Linked DNA regions of Homo sapiens: region 1 is linked to region 2. The links are chromatin loops, found by intact Hi-C in ENCODE. Cell type or tissue: PC-3. All regions are shown on one strand.

Evidence for each region. Hi-C counts contacts between places; a loop is a spot of excess contacts. Peaks named below come from ENCODE experiments on the same cell type or tissue, not always from the same donor. Only the 100,000 strongest peaks of a DNase experiment are listed, where the experiment ranks them.
Region 1: a loop joins it to region 2, with 18 times the contacts of the local background. A loop is called at or near these places in 4 of 110 quality-filtered maps.

Annotation. Positions count from the first base shown.
Region 1 is chr14:79,006,536-79,014,535 of GRCh38, reverse strand. All of the region lies in intron 15 of NRXN3 (neurexin 3), which reads right to left. Among named protein-coding and RNA genes, the nearest start is that of NRXN3-AS1, 65 kb to the left of the region's middle. In PC-3, a CTCF peak has its summit at 3,289; DNase peaks (open chromatin) are centred at 2,815 and 3,215; H3K4me3 peaks cover 519 bases; H3K27ac peaks cover 2,129 bases.
Region 2 is chr14:79,351,475-79,359,474 of GRCh38, reverse strand. All of the region lies in intron 15 of NRXN3 (neurexin 3), which reads right to left. Among named protein-coding and RNA genes, the nearest start is that of NRXN3-AS3, 280 kb to the left of the region's middle. In PC-3, CTCF peaks have their summits at 3,059 and 3,260; no DNase peak of the experiment used is centred here.

The DNA.
Region 1 (8,000 bases), 340 kb after region 2:
AAAGACATGGAATCAACCTAAATGCCCATCAATAGTAGACTGGATAAAGAAAATGTGATACATATATGCCATGGAATACTACGCAGCCATAAAAAGAATGAGATCATGTCTGCAGCAACATGAATGGAGTTAGAGGCTATTATGCTAAGTGAACTAACACAAGAAAAGAAAACCCAATACTGCATGTTCTCACTTAAAAAATGGGAGCTAAGCATTGAGTACATAGAGATACAAAGAAGGGAATGACAGGAACTATGGCTTTCTTGAGGGTGGAGGTTGGGAGGAGGGTGAGGATTGAAAAGCTATTGGGTACTATGTTTATTATCTGGCTAACAAAATAATCTGTATGCCAAATCCCTGTGACACGCAATTTACCTAAGTAAGAAACCTGCACATGTACCCCTGAACCTAAAATAAAAGTTTAAAAAAAGAGAGGTCCCACTGCTCCTTGCCATACAGAGGTTTTTTACTTCTCAGGCCACTTTAGTGAATGATGGTGCCAACCATCTTTGATTCTGACTAAGACTTCATACAAAGTCTTAGAGAAGAACCTTTGATTCAGTGTCCTTTGAGAAGTCCAGGTGTTGTAAACCCCATGACAGTAGGGAAGATTTTTGTTTTGTTTCCCATTTTATCTCTGTTGCCCAATACAGACAGCACTTACCATGCAACAGGAATTTTATAACTAGCTGATGAACAAACTCATAAATGAATCTTATATTTTGCCTAATATATCAGTAAAAATAATAGTTATGAATGAATGTGTGAAAACCAACATTCACTTTAGATCTATAAGCCACGTAAAGTGGCTACTTATAGATTGTCATGGGTCTGGTGATTAACAAAGTGTTGATTTCAAAAAATAGGCAAATTCTGTAAATATAATAATTACCTGAATTATTAAAGGGAAAGCAAAGTCAGTCTAATAAAGACCCTGACTTAGCATTTCATAATCAACAAGGTGACTGGTAAAATCTAATATGAAGAGAAATGCATTCAGGATTGCAAAGACAAAAGCTTCTCTGGGAGAAGTTAATAACCCCTGTGAGGGCATTGTCTACCCACAGAAAGTAAAGTGGGCTGTTACTGGGATATTGTTTTTGTTGTAGCAGGCACTGAAAACCAATATCATGTAAGTAGTTTTGGTGCACATAGAATGAGGCATAAAATTGGCCTGCTTTAAATCTTGCCACTCCAACAAAGAAAACCAGAGATAGATACACATAGAATAAATTCACAATGGTTACAGTCTAAGGTGTAAGTCATTATTATATTCATGCAGGAAAGACATTTTGACCTTCTGTAAGATAACATTTTAATGTGGGAAGAATTCACAAGCAGTGATGGGCTTTAAGCAATTCCAGAACCCTTTCTGAATTGCTGGAATTTCACTTACATATACTTAGTAAATGAATTTCATACAGGCAAAGCTGAAAAGTCCCATAGCTAAATCTGTACCACCATGCCTCCTACTTCATACATACACATACACCATGTGTTTCGCTACCACCTTCAAATACAGCAAGTCAGGCAGAGAATGCAGGACTCAGAGTTAGTGTCAAAAAACATTACTATAAATTTCTGCTTGCAAAATGCTGAAGAAAATATGCTTAGCAGGGTTAAATGAGTATGGTAGCAGAACTAAACCCTTCCAAGGCCTCTCTGTCCACGGTTTGATGGGGGGAAATGTTGAAAGTGACAAGCAATCCTTAATTATACCAAGGATCTCATCTGCTATTGTATAATCACTTCCTCGGTCGCATGGAAAGCTCCAGAAGGAAAGTCAAGACTTAAAATTCCCACAAGGAAAGACCATGATAGATGGTCAGTCTGCACAGATTCTGGATCCAGATGGTCTTCTGGGGAAACACACCTGTGTCTTCTGGAAAGTGGAAGTGAATGGCATGCCTTCTTAGAGGGTTACGTGGGGAGCAAGTGACAGCCTTCTTCAAAGTCTCTCCTATACCTTCTAGAAAATAGATCATGCTCAATTTAGTACTCAAAGTCCCTGATTCTGGCTTCTACCTATGGCCCCAATTTCCCACTCTTTCCACATATGCATTATTATGCTCTAGATTACTGGACTTCTGCAATTCTCCATAATCACCATGGGCCTAAAGCTTTTCTACATTCTACTATTTCTGCCTCTTTCCTTTCCTCTCTTCTCAGTCTAGTCATTCTTCTAGACTCATTTTACCTTTGTCTTATTAGCTGTTCCATCTTAAATGTCCACTTAATGTTCTTCCAGGCCACCCCACTCACTTCAGTAATCTGTGCCAACGTGACCTTGGATACACTATCTTTCAGCCATCTCTTAATCTTTGTCTGTAGGCTCCTTAAGGGATTTAATATATGTTTCACATCACCCTGCACCTGCTCAGCACATAGTAGGTATTCAGAAGTAGGTATAAATAAATATTATTTCATGGAAAAGCCATTTAGTGAATTTTTCTATCACTTACTACTATCTCAGGTTATAATTTTAGAAAATTCCTTCTTGATGACAGGAATGTCTTCACAACAGTCAACAAATAAAATTCTTGCATGGTAATGGAATGAGTCAAATCAGTGTACATTTGTAGAATGACTGATCAGTTTTATTGAATTTGGAATAATGTTATTTATTCTCCCATCGAACTGCTTCCTTATGACCCCAGTCCTCTTTGATGTAAACATGTTTAAAACATTGTTCCTTATTGTTTTTGTCCACACTGATGTTAAGGTGTTAAGAAAATGACATGTTGGGCTGTGTATACATTCCGGGGCGATCTCATAGCCAGTGTGCTTAATATGAACACCCAAATGACATGGTTTTAGTCACTTCCTATGACTTGCCCCGCTCTGTAGGAGGAAAGACTGTTGTAAGTGTAGCCTGTGGAGACATGCTGAGAAGATAACTCACTAGTTCCATTTATTGATGCTTTTTTCCAAAATAAGTGAATACAGTTTATTGCAAGAAGGTTGAAAAAGGAGTGTCCAAAATTTTCAAATAAGTTTAATTATCTTTGTTATCAACATGGATAATGATAGAGAAAACCCAAACTGAACAAACTCAACTGACATAGTCCTCTTAATCAGTCTTGAATTGTTTTTTTTTTTTTTTTTTCCTGGACCAACATCTAGGTATGGGGTGGGGTTGGGGGGAGGTGGGTTGGGGGGAGGTGGGGGGGCGGGGAAATCCAGCCCATTAAAAGGAACCTGTGAGACCAAAGCGCCACCTAGTGGGCAAAATAGAAAACAATCACTTTTACACCAGATCTTTTTAAACTCAACAGACAAATGTTTGCTTGGATCTCCAGTCTCTCAGTGTCTAGTGAATTTACAAACTCCCCTTTTAAATTTATGCTAAAAATTAATTTCAGACGTACAAAGAAAGAACAAACAACAACTCCTTTTATTATCCTCCAAACCTGTTAATACAAACACTTGAGACCTCTACGTAAATAGAGACGTGTGGGTTGCGCACCATCTGGGTGCAATGCTGTTTGCCAAGTATCCTCTTATAGTAACTAGCATCGCCATGACTAGAGTTCCTGACCATCTAGACGTTCTCTGGACTTTGTCTAATCCCTCTCTGGGAAGATGGTATGGTCACAATTCTTTTTTTGTGCCACAGCATAAGGAAAGATAATATGGCAGAAAGGTCAAGGGGATGGGCTTCTAACAGACAAACCTGGATGTGAATTCCAGCTTCCTACTTCCTCGCTTTGTGGTGTGTGGGCCAGTTACCTCAATTCTTACATTCCAGTTTCCTTCACTGTTATTAAAGGGGCAATAATATCTACTTGTTTGGGTAATGATAATAGCTGCATAAAGATTGATATAAAAATCAAACCACAGAATATAAACAACCCATCATTGTAGCTAAAATTAGAAAATATTCCATAAGCATTTCTTATAAATTTTGTTATTATACTTATTCTCTTTAATGTCTAACTGTGTCAATAAAGGCAGAACAAAATCCATGAAATAGAATTCCACTAGGATCGATATACCCTCCTCTTTTGGGTTGTGAAATTCTTTAGTCACCTGATATATTTCAGTGAAAAACCTTTCAGATTTTGTTATCAGCCTAGGTATGAGTTACACTCATATGGATGCTGGATTAATTCCTGCAAGGATATTATGTATGATATGCAGATAGATATAGCCCAAATGATGGTTAGTTGGGTGGGTAGGTGGGTAGACTGGTGGTTGGATGGTTGGTTTATGGCACAAAACCCACCCCTGAGCTAACATAGAAAGAGATGGCAATTATATACTCAAGTCACTGTACCAAAATCTACAGTGATGTGCTTCCTGAATTTCATTTTCTCTAATTGGATTTAGAGACTACCTTGGACCAATCAAGCAATCTACTACAACATAGGCTAAAAAATGAAATATTTAAATGGATCCAGCTAAATGAAGTATTGAAGGAGCTGATATAAATTCTGAAGTCTTATTTTTTGTTTTCTAAATTGCCTAATACTGATAATAGTTGTTCAATGATATGTATGTATCAGAGCCCTTATTCTTTCATTATACAAGCATAAGGAATCTATGTATTTGAATTAGAGGAAGAAAAGCATATTCTCTATATTCTTCAAAAGAAAAGGTGACAACACAGGAATACCTTATAGTCCCACAGTATTTGCTGAATTATTTCGTGATCTTGCAAAAGAAGCCTTTATTTTACTCCAAGGCTGAAGGAAGTGGACCAACCACAGGCATTTGTAACCGAGAGAGATGGTTGAACTGGTCACCTGTCTGCAGAAATTATTCATAGAGGAGAAAATGGGCAACAGAGACTGAAGGATTCTTATTTTTTAAAATAACTCAAACTACCCTTTTCTGTTTATAAGACGGGTTTCAATCACAGCAGCCAAAAATGGGAAAAAGGACAGAATTTTACCACAGTTCTCACTGGAAATGGATGATATGAAATACCCCTGTCTGATTATGATGGATGATCCTTGCTCTGTATATTCTGGAAAATGAGAAAACTCCCCCACAGCACCTCCCTATAGACTTGAGGAAAAGGAGGGCTCTCTTCTGCCCAAACCTGACAACTGGATTTAATCATGCATAGAAGTAAGGAGTTCCTGTGGTTTAGCATCGCACTGACTCTCAACCGTCAGTACCAATGGCAATGATTTTACTTGATCCCTGGATTCTCAGTAAAGCTAACCAAGAAGCAAAATATCTTGTTTTTAAGTACACCTTTGACCATATTTATAATCCAAGTCTGCATGTCAGATTACCATTTCTTTTTTTCTAGAATTTATTTCTCTGCCCACGTGGCTCTCAAAACCAATATCATGAAGAATGGTGTTGTTCCAGATATTGATGATTCTCCCCTAACTCTTACAAAGAGTTATGAACCAGTATTTAATAAGCACTTAAAACATTCATACTCAATAGGTGTTTAAAACATGGAGAAAAGAATGCTTTTCCAGTAATAAGCTGGAAGGTCTAATGAGGAAACACGGGAGACCTGAACAGGGCAGGACTATCTCACGGTTAGGTCCTCAAATCTCTTCCCGGCAAACATCATTACTTAAACCATCTAACTTGAAGAGCAACAGAAAAAAAATTCAGGCCAGGCGTGGTGGCTCACGTCTTTAATCCTAGCACTTTGGGAGGCCAAGGCGGGTGGATCATGAGGTCAGGAGTTCAAGACCAGCCTGGCCAAGATGGTGAAACCCCATCTCTACTAAAAATACAAAAATTAGCCAGGTGTGGTGGTGGGCGCCTATAATCCCAGCTACTCGGGAGGCTGAGGCAGGAGAATCAGTTTAACCCAAGGGGTGGAGGTTGCAGGAAGCTGAGATTACATCACTTCACTCCTGCCTAGGCAAAAGAGCGAAACTCTGTCAAAAAAAAAAAAAAAAAGCAAAGAGAAAAAAAGAAAAGAAAAAAAATCAGATTCATTGGGGTCATCTGAATGTCAACCCCAGGAATTTTATTTTGTACACAACTATTTTTTTTGCAGGGAGAGAGTAGGAGGAAACTTACGCTGGCAAGCTCAAAGTAATTATACTTTTTCTTTAAAAAATAAATCTATAACTCTTAAGTTGGGTAGTAGACATATGACTATTTCATTATTCTTGTACATTGCACATATTAACATATAGTACTTGTCTGTGTTCAATAATAAAAACTTTAAAAAGCAAAAAAGTAAGTTATAGTATTCAGCAAATGTGGCAAAATGTTGACGCTTGTTAAGAGTGGTGAGTACAAGGATGTTTAACATTTTCTGTCCTTTATGTTTGCTTGAAATTTTTCAAAACTTTAAAATTGAATTGGGCTTTTAAAAAAGTAATGTGCTGCTGCTTTTTGTCCTAAATTGATTTGGGGCGACAAGGTTTAACAGAGTTGATTTGTAGAAATGGTTTTCTAATTTCTCAAATGGAGATAGCTTTTATCTTAAGCCCCCCCAAAATACCGAATAACCCCTTCTTATGTGGATATCTAAACAGTTTACAACACAGCGGTAGGGTTTACTTCCCACATGGGAAAACAAAGTCACAGAGAATTGGAGTCACCTTGGGCTGTCCTGCTTGAGCCACTTGACAGAGCTTAAACCTTCTAAGCCACAGAACCAGAAAATCATAGGATTAAGAGGTAAGTAGTAGTCAACCTTGTACCTACCTTCTCAGGGGTGGTAAATAACCATGATTTATAAGTTTCTCCCCCTTAACTCTGTAATCAACACATTTTTCTGCTTTTTTTTTTTTTTTTTTTTTTTGAGATGGAGTCTAGCTCTGTCATCCAGGCTGGAGAGCAGTGGCATGATCTCGGCTCACTGCAAGCTCTGCCTCCCGGGTTCACGCCATTCTTCTGCCTCAGCCTCCCAAGTAGCTGGGACTATAGATGCCCACCACCACACCTGGCTAATTTTCTTTATTTTTTAGTAGAGACGGGGTTTCACCGTGTTAGCCAGGATGGTCTCGATCTCCTGACCGTGTGATCTGCCTGCCTTGGCCTCCCAAAGTGCTGGAATTGCAGGTGTGAGCCACCACGCCCAGACTTTTTGTTTTTTTTTGTTTGTTTGTTTGGTTGGTTGATTGCTTTCTATTGCCTTTAAAAAAAAAAAGTTCATGACTTTTTTTTTTCAGAGACAATTCTAGGTATGTAACATGGCTGAACTGTCCCTAACATCACTACACATGAGGCTTCTCTTCAATACTAAAAGTTGACAGAAACGACAACCCTCATCATCAACTGCAATCAACAATGCAGCGAAGTGGAGCTACGTGTTTTAATGTGCATGCCATGAACAAAAGGGTTAGAATACAGAGCAGGTGTACGTATTGTAGATGCTTGGTTAATTCTCACTCTGAATTTAAACAAAACCACCAAAATATTTGATACACCTGATGTCTTTGCCACATGAACTTCTTTGACACAAATTCTGTAAGTTTACACAATAAAAGTATCCAAAGTTTCTTCTGTTACGTGAGTGTGTTGGGGGGTGGGAGTGGTTATCTACACACTCTAAACATTCAGAACATGTCCTTTTAAAAAAGAAATGCTGCACATATATCAAATTGACGCAGAAAATAACAGTTTTGAATACCTCAAGCATTTCAGTTTAGCAGTAGTGAGTTTGAGCAAGAATCAGAGCCCTGTAGTACTTCATTTAGCTAGAAGTCTGGAGATGGGGCACAGTAGCAGAACTTAGCTGATGGAATTTTATCTACATCAGGGAAAAAATGAACTTGGAATGAACTTGTTCCTAGCCACACACAACCAAGTTTATTAAAATTATAATCAATCAGGGAGACCATAACAGTTCATTCCACTGGAAATCATAGAATAAATATGATATTATATTATTAAGCTATTCTAGCCATTTTTAATGGTCACATTTTTTAATGGATAGAATAATATGTGCTGTCTGGATAATAGAAAAAGAGGCTCTAATATAAGTGGATTATTTTAACTTAAAAACATCTTTAATTGTAAAAACAAAAAAAAAGCTAAGGCTATAAAGGAATAATAATCAAATCTTATAA
Region 2 (8,000 bases):
GACCTCAACAGGAAGCCAGCCCATACACTGTACTATAATGCTAATTATTAGAGCAAATGACTACTCTAAAATGCGTTGCATCTACTTTCCCACATTCTGTACCCAGAGGGAAACTATGCAGAAAATAACTCTGTAGGGAATCACCCTTGCAAGGCAGTTACTTAAAAATTGGCAAGGACAGTCACCCCCACCCTTACTCTGAAGGTGACTTCCACAGAGCAGAACAATGGGAAAAGACTTTATTTCTTTATAAAGCAATCAGAACTTAATGAGAACAGATACGCATTGAAAGAATTGTCTTTGCTACCTAAAACCAAAATACTTGGAAGGTGGAAACAGGCATTTGACATTTTCGATTATGGAAACTAATACAAATGTTATCCCATTGAGGCTACACAATTATGAAAAGAATTATGCTGCAAACATATGTAGTTATTTAACTTGAGGCCACAAATCAAGGTGGTATATTAAATATACATTAATGTATTATGGGAATTGTAACCGTAGCTTCCTCCCATCTCCCATTAACTTCCTGCATCGAAATGAACATTTTTCCCCTTTGCCCTAGTTGATGAAATTAACAACATAATTTTTTCTCTTTTAAGTCACATCTTTAAGGGTATGAGGATAAGGCAGAGGGTCAGGAGAGTTAGTAGTGGTTTGGCCTTTCTAAGGATGTGACGGTCAAACAGTTCCTCAAGGAGAATAGGGGGAGGGCTTTGGGAGGAGGCTAATTAAAATAACCTTAGCAGAAACACTCTGACACCAAACACGCCCCACAGGTACCACCACTTCTTTTAGGACACTTTCTTTCTTTCTTTCTTTCTTTCTTTCTTTCTTTCTTTCTTTCTTTCTTTCTTTCTTTCTCTTTCTTTCTTTCTTTCTTTCTCTCTTTCTTTCTTTTTTTTTTTTTTTGAGACAGAGTCAGGCTGGAGTGCAGTAGTGCGATCTCTGCTCACTGTAAGCTCCGCCTCCCAGGTTCACACCATTCTCCCGCCTCAGCCTCCGGAGCAGCTGGGACTACAGGCGCCCGCCACCATGCCTGGCTGATTTTGTTTCTGTATTTTTAGTAGAGACGGGGTTTCACCATGTTAGCCAGGATAGTCTTGATCTCCTGACCGCGTGATCGGCTCGCCTCTGCCTCCCAAAGTCCCGAAGTGCTGGGATTACAGGCGTGAGCCACCATGCCCGGCCAGGACACTTTCTTTTGATAGTCTTTGGCTCTGTGTACTCAACCTAATTTGAACATTCAGGGACAACATTGCCCATTATTTTGGTTTTGGTGTAATCTGAAGGAAATACCAAGGCTTAGCCTGCAGGAGATAAAAAGACTAGGATTCACCACCCAGGAGCCTGTGCTCAGTTTAGGAATAACTCACGTGCTGTGTGTAGTAGATGCCACAAGAGTGATTACACAGTCTCCTGTGTATCTGAGACCTGAGCAAACACTTCCAAACCAAGGTGCAAACTAACTTGAAAGCCCACTGCTTGATGTTACTAACCTCCAGCCCTTCCTAGTGTGGGAGCTATGTTCCTATGCTGACTGAGCAAAAGAAGGAGCAAGGAACAGAGGAAAGGGGAAGAAATTCCACCAAAATCACATGCACATAAACAATTCAAACAGGAAAATCCTAAAGCACAGAAGTTAAAAACATGACGTGTCAATTCTATGAGTGGCATTCATATCTATAGTGACATATTGGGGTGAAACGGCCATTTCTTCTTTTCTGAATCCTTCTAAAGGTATGTATATATATATCAGTTTATTTTATTTTTCTTAAATCCTGGAAATAAAGGAAGAGCAGTTCTCAGAAATATCAAGCTGAGAAAATTGGACCTCATCTAATGGCTTTGGGGAAGAGTGCTTTGAAGAGTCTTGATAGTCTTATTGCCTGCCCTTCTGGAAGAAGCCCTTAAGTGGGTCACCTGGAAGTCAACGGTAAATACTCAAAGGAGTGTGTGTTTTCCCAGGAAGTGAAACTTTCAGTGCTTAAATTGGAACAGTCCCAGAAAACTTAAATGATTGGCCACCCTGAGACTGACCAAACCAAACCGAAATCAAATGGCATTAGCTGATAATAATGTTGGTTTGCTTTGCTTTGTTAAAGGAATAGAAGTTAATTTTTTTTATTTTTTTAAAAAAGAAGTTTATAATAAATTATGAATACTGTGAAAATAGACTTACTCATATTTTAATTCACTACTTTTACTTGGTCATTTGTTACACAGAAAGAAAATAATGATGGAGGGCATAGATCACATGGTTTTCTGTTGAAATGTCTCTTGTATTACTTCATACAAATATTTATAATATCCCATTCATAGTGTTCCCCATAAGTTACAAACTCCATTAGAATCAGCCATATTAAATATCACAGCCACATGCAATTAGGGATTAACACATTTTATATCTTTCAACACATTCATTTATCAAATTGAACATATCAGGCTGGGCTCAGTGGCTCACGTCTCTAATCCCAGCACTTTGGGAGGACGAGGTGGGCAGATCACTTGAGGTGAGGAGTTCGAGACCAGCCTCGCCACAAAGTGAAACTCTGCCTCTACTAAAAATACAAAAATTAGCTAGGCCTGGTGGCACCCACCTGTAGTCTCAGCTACTCCAGAAGCTGAGGCAGCAGAATCACTTGAACCCCAGGAGGCTTAGGTTGCAGTGATCCAAGATCGCATCACTGCACTTCAGCCTGGGCAACAGAGCCAGACTCCATTTCAAAAAAAAGAAAAAAAAGTAAATTGAACATATCAGCAGGAGCTTTAGTTAAATGGGGAGGCAGTGGGGCGGGAGGTGAAGGTAGAATAGACTATCACAATAGGCACTGTATAACCCAACAACCAGAAACTGCTTTATGCATAAGACACATAGTAAAAGAGATGCTAGTAAATTTGTTCCTATTAATAGTGTTTTACCTTCTGCAATTATCTTTAAATGTGGTGAGACTGTGGATGAATTTGAAACATAAACACTCTTTTGAACACGATTTCAGAGGCACAAGGATGCAGCATGAAGACATGACACCAATGGCTAAACCAGGAGCTGGGAGAAAGTTGTGCATTCCAGGAAAAGCAAGAGTTTAAGGACAACACAGCAGGCGGCATTAAAAAACAGTCACAATCAGGCTCTTGGAGTTCCCATAATGAGGAGCTATGCCTGCATAAATAACACACCCCCACACATACTCCAAACAAAAGACAGCAAGAGAAACTAAGTGTTAAGGCGACCTTTTTCTTGAAACAGTAGGAGGCAGCAAAGAAGGCTAGTTTTAATCAGGCCACCTGGTTTTACATTAGGATAATTTAACAAAAAGAATAGATTTCACCTAATTTAGTCTTTTAAAAGACATTCTTCTCTATTGTTAGACTACTTTGCTATGGAAAAAAAATACAAAACTAATTTTGATTAATAGGAGGAAAAATATTAGCAGAACACTTCGCAAATAATACTCTAATAATTATTGAATTTCATTTTCCCTATTCTAATTGAGACTTCATATTATATAACACATATAAATTATATCATATATAAAGGAAAATACTTTTATTTACACTACAATCTTTGACCTCTAGGGTTTCTTTACTCAGATTTGTGTGGGAGATTTTAGCTGCCGTGAAAGTTTCTAACTAGTCAAGAGATGAAATAGAAAAGATATGTTTGAGGTTGAGATAGGATCAGCTAAGTCTTGACTGAACAGAACAGAAAAGATGAAAGGGCAGAAGATACCAAAGAATTTAAAAGTAAAATAACAATATCATAAATAGAAGCCAAGAAAATCATTAATATTTATTGTTTATTTTGTCTTTGGCACTATGGTTAAAAAGAAACTTTCAATAAAAGCTGTAAGAATAAAAATAACCATAGTGGATAATTATTGAATGCTATAGTGACCAACTGTCATCCCACTTTGACCAGACAGAGGGGTCTCACAAAATGGAGAACTCTCAATGCTAAAATTTACAGACTTGCTTGGAGTTGCTGCAAGGGTAAAATAGGTTAATAAACACAAAATGCGGAGCCGAGGAACAATTTTGAGCTTTATAATCCCTGCTCCTGAGTTTACTTTGTGTCTACTCTAACTAGGGTTACAATTAGGATCATAACTAGGCATAGGGTAACATGGCATGCAGTGGAAAAGAAGTGAATTGGGGGAGTTGGGAGATGTGAAGAAGAGTTGGAGGGACAGAGGAAGGAGGGAAGGAAGGGGGTGGGGGACAGAAAAGCCCAGGAATAGGAGGAGTAGCAGCATTTCATCTACCAATATGGCACAGCAGACTGATTCCTTATCATTAACTATTGATGACTTATTCATAATCAGTACTAAGACCAAACAAATCTAGATTAATATTTTCCTTTTTGCTAATAACCAAATCTTGTCACCCCCCTTTGGCAAATAATCTGATTTAAAATTTTAAGCAACATTGTTAAAAAACCATCCAAAAAATATGCATCTATGCTGACTGACCTAACTCCGCAAGTCGAATTATCATAAACCAACAACAATTATCTATACCTCGGACACGACCTATACTTGGGAAGCAAAAGCCAAATATCACCATTCATCTCTCACAATCCTCATATGTCAGCATCTACTTTAGTGTTATATACAGCTCTGGCACTTAGCAAAATGTTCTTTGGAGACACAACACAATTTGTTTTGTTACATTATTTCTAAACCAATAAGTGAGGGCATTTTGGAGTGATTTGAAAACAAAAATGAACTGGTGTTAAATTATAGATATCCTTCCGGTATTTTAACAACCCAGGTTTGCACTTTACCCTTTTCCACATACATTTTTAAATGGTAATAGGAATGATATTGTGAGAATGGCTACCATTTCTTGAATACCTTCTGTGTAACAAGCACTGGGAGACAAAGACAGGCACATCTGAATGTACATGCATACAGGCATGTGAAATGTGAGTGGAACAGGAGGTACTATTGCACAAAAGGCTGGATAAAGGATTAGAAAGAATCTTTGCTGTGGTCAAGTAACTCCTCAGGTTTCATGGACTAAAAATTCATGAAAATAGTCACCTAATTTTTTTAAAAAATGTTTATTTTTTGGTGATACATTTATAGTGTTTTGGAAAATTAACATTTTTACAGACACCAGTTGTCTAACTCTTTTTATTTACTGAATGCTGAGTATCATTGATACCATATTTTTAAAACGCAGTGTTTACTAGTGTATTTTAGGTTTCTGAAACACTCCATTTTATAGTTTGTTCCTTTGAAGAAACCTCATCACAAGTCATTTCACGCAAAGGGACTTCTATTATTTATGTTGCATCTCATTAAGGTTTTACTTCCATCTTTTAAATTTCCTCCTGAGATTAAACATTTGACTTTTATGAAGCCACTAAAAGAACAAGAATGTGTCACTTTCACTTAGGGTCGGAAAACATTATAATCTTGCAATTTAATCAGCCTGAGTGTTGACAAAAGATGTCGTAGCTGTTATAGAAACCAGCCCTACTGAAAGTTAGCATACTGAAAAGTCTTTGAAAACATGTCAGATTTGCCCATTGCCTTATCCGAGTTGATGACCAAATTTACTCCCTAATTATAAATGTGTGGTCCTCATACATGAGTAATAGAAGATTCTGAAAGGTAAATGAATCAAATAAAGGTCACTCTGAACAACAGTAATACAAGTGACTAAAGACGCCGGACCATAGGAAAAAATGGTGAGCAAAGTTGCTCATGATACCCAAGTGTCAATCACAAGAACTTCTAAGCGTTAAATGAGAAAATGTATGCAAAGCACCCAGCAATATGTCAGGCATATAGTAGTTGTCCAAGAATCAGTGGCTTTCATCATCATACTTATTAGTAACAGCAATATTTCATAGCCTGTTGGATAGAACACTGAGCCTCATGTTCTAAAACAGTTTAAAATATTACACTTCATTTTTTTCGTTTTTATTTATGATACATGATGCAGCTTCTTTAAAAACCTTGATTCCTAAAGTTCAAATGCAAAAGCAAACAAAGTTTACTGTACAGGACCATTGTGAAGATAGGAAAGGCAGGGTGACAGAAATGAAGGGGGAGAAAAGGAAGGCAAGAGGAAGCTCAGCATATATCTTCCCCTTAATACATACTCATTATATGTTCATTAAAAAGAAAAAGGAATATAATTTTCCATATTCAGAATAGTTTCCAGAAACATATAATTTGTGGACTTCCAATTATTTTAAGAACAGCCTATATCAAGAGTTGATCAAAAGTGCTTAACCTGCTAGGAATGTTCTTCCAAGAAAAAAAAATTATATTGAATGAATTTTCAGAAAGTGAGATTATTAGAATATATTATTTAAATTAGTATTGAAATATTTGATTCCAAATATTGCATAACATAGAGAAAAAATAGCTACTTTTACTTACTACTTACCAAAAAACAACATTGTTAAATGTTTTACATGCATCCTTTCAATTAACCTTTACAACAATCCTTTTAAGGTATGTCATGCTATCCCCACTTTAAGGTGACAAAACCAAGTTTAATAAGTGATGGTGTTGGAAGCTGAATAAACATTTTGATTTCAGAGGAAGTTTACAAGTTAAATACGTAGACTCTGAAATCAAATTGTCTGAATCCAAATTTTGAGCTTCTGAACTGGGGTAAATTGTTAACTGCACTCTCATCCTTAGTTACTTCATTTGTAAAATGGAAAAAAAGAGTAGGGTCCACTTCAAAGGATTGTTTTTACATCTATGCAGAGCACTTAGAAGAGTTCATGGATCAGAGTTAGCATCAGACATATCTTAGCTGTTATTATTATTGGTCTAGCTCTGAAATCTTGGCTTCTAACACCAATTAATTTTTATTCTGTTTTAAAACTTCTTTCCAGAAGACAAACATTCTTTGGCCATTGTATAACCAAGTAAAGGGAGTAGAATTCTTTTAACATGAGCTTCTCAAATCCATATAATGCCTCCACATACTATATAATGCTTCCACACACATTATCTCAATTGATCCGGATTCTGCTGACAGCTGTGCAACTATGAGAACCAGTAAGGCCTTGGTTCTGGAATCTCAAGTTCGAGATTCTATAAGCTTTATCCTAATAGAAGAAGATCCTAGGGTTTATTCTTCAGTTCTGTCTAACAGAACACAAAATAACTGGATGAAAGAACATAACATTTAGCTACACAACCAGATGTTTCAGTCAGTGTGAGGCCAAACATCTGGATGATTAGCCAGACGCTGCATTTTTTTTTTACCCTGACATTGGGCAATGTGTCAAATATGATTGATGTGAAACAGAAGAAAGGAAAGCATGCAGAAGGAGCTGTTAACAAGAGAAATACTTTGCTAAATAAAAGATGGCATGGACTTTGCTATCATCACCTGCTCCAGCAATTTATTTGCAACCAACATCAATAGCCCTACTGGGGAATGCAATCTTGCTTAACTTGTTCTACCATTTTGACACTTCTAACTCAGAAATGTAATTTAAAATAAAGATTCATGGAGCTAATATCCTTCTTGCTTCAGACTTTTAAAGCGCCTATTGTTCTCATAGCTTGGAGGGGGGTGAAAGTCTGCATGCATAAATGAACACATAGATGATATACTGTTTGATATAAATACTGCCCAGCTTTTAGTGAGACACCAATGCCTTTAGAATACAAAGTTAAAATATGCACTCTGCATGAAATGCTTTATGATTAAAAGAAGTCATGATGGGTGCTTTTACTATAACCTTAGATAAACTGTGATTTCTGCAGGGAGATGATAATAGAACTGATCACACCATCAGTTATCACGTTATTAAAGCTATAGCTAGTGAGCCCTTGCTCTGTTCCAGACATTTTGCTACTTGTGTATATAATATTAACACTGTGAGGTAGGTGCTCTTAATAGCCTCCTTTTGTAGATTAGGAAACTGAGGCTGATAGTTATTAAGTGACTTGCTCATTGTCATATCTACCGTGACTGTGTATTTCCAATTGGCAGCTTATAAAAAGGTTCAATAA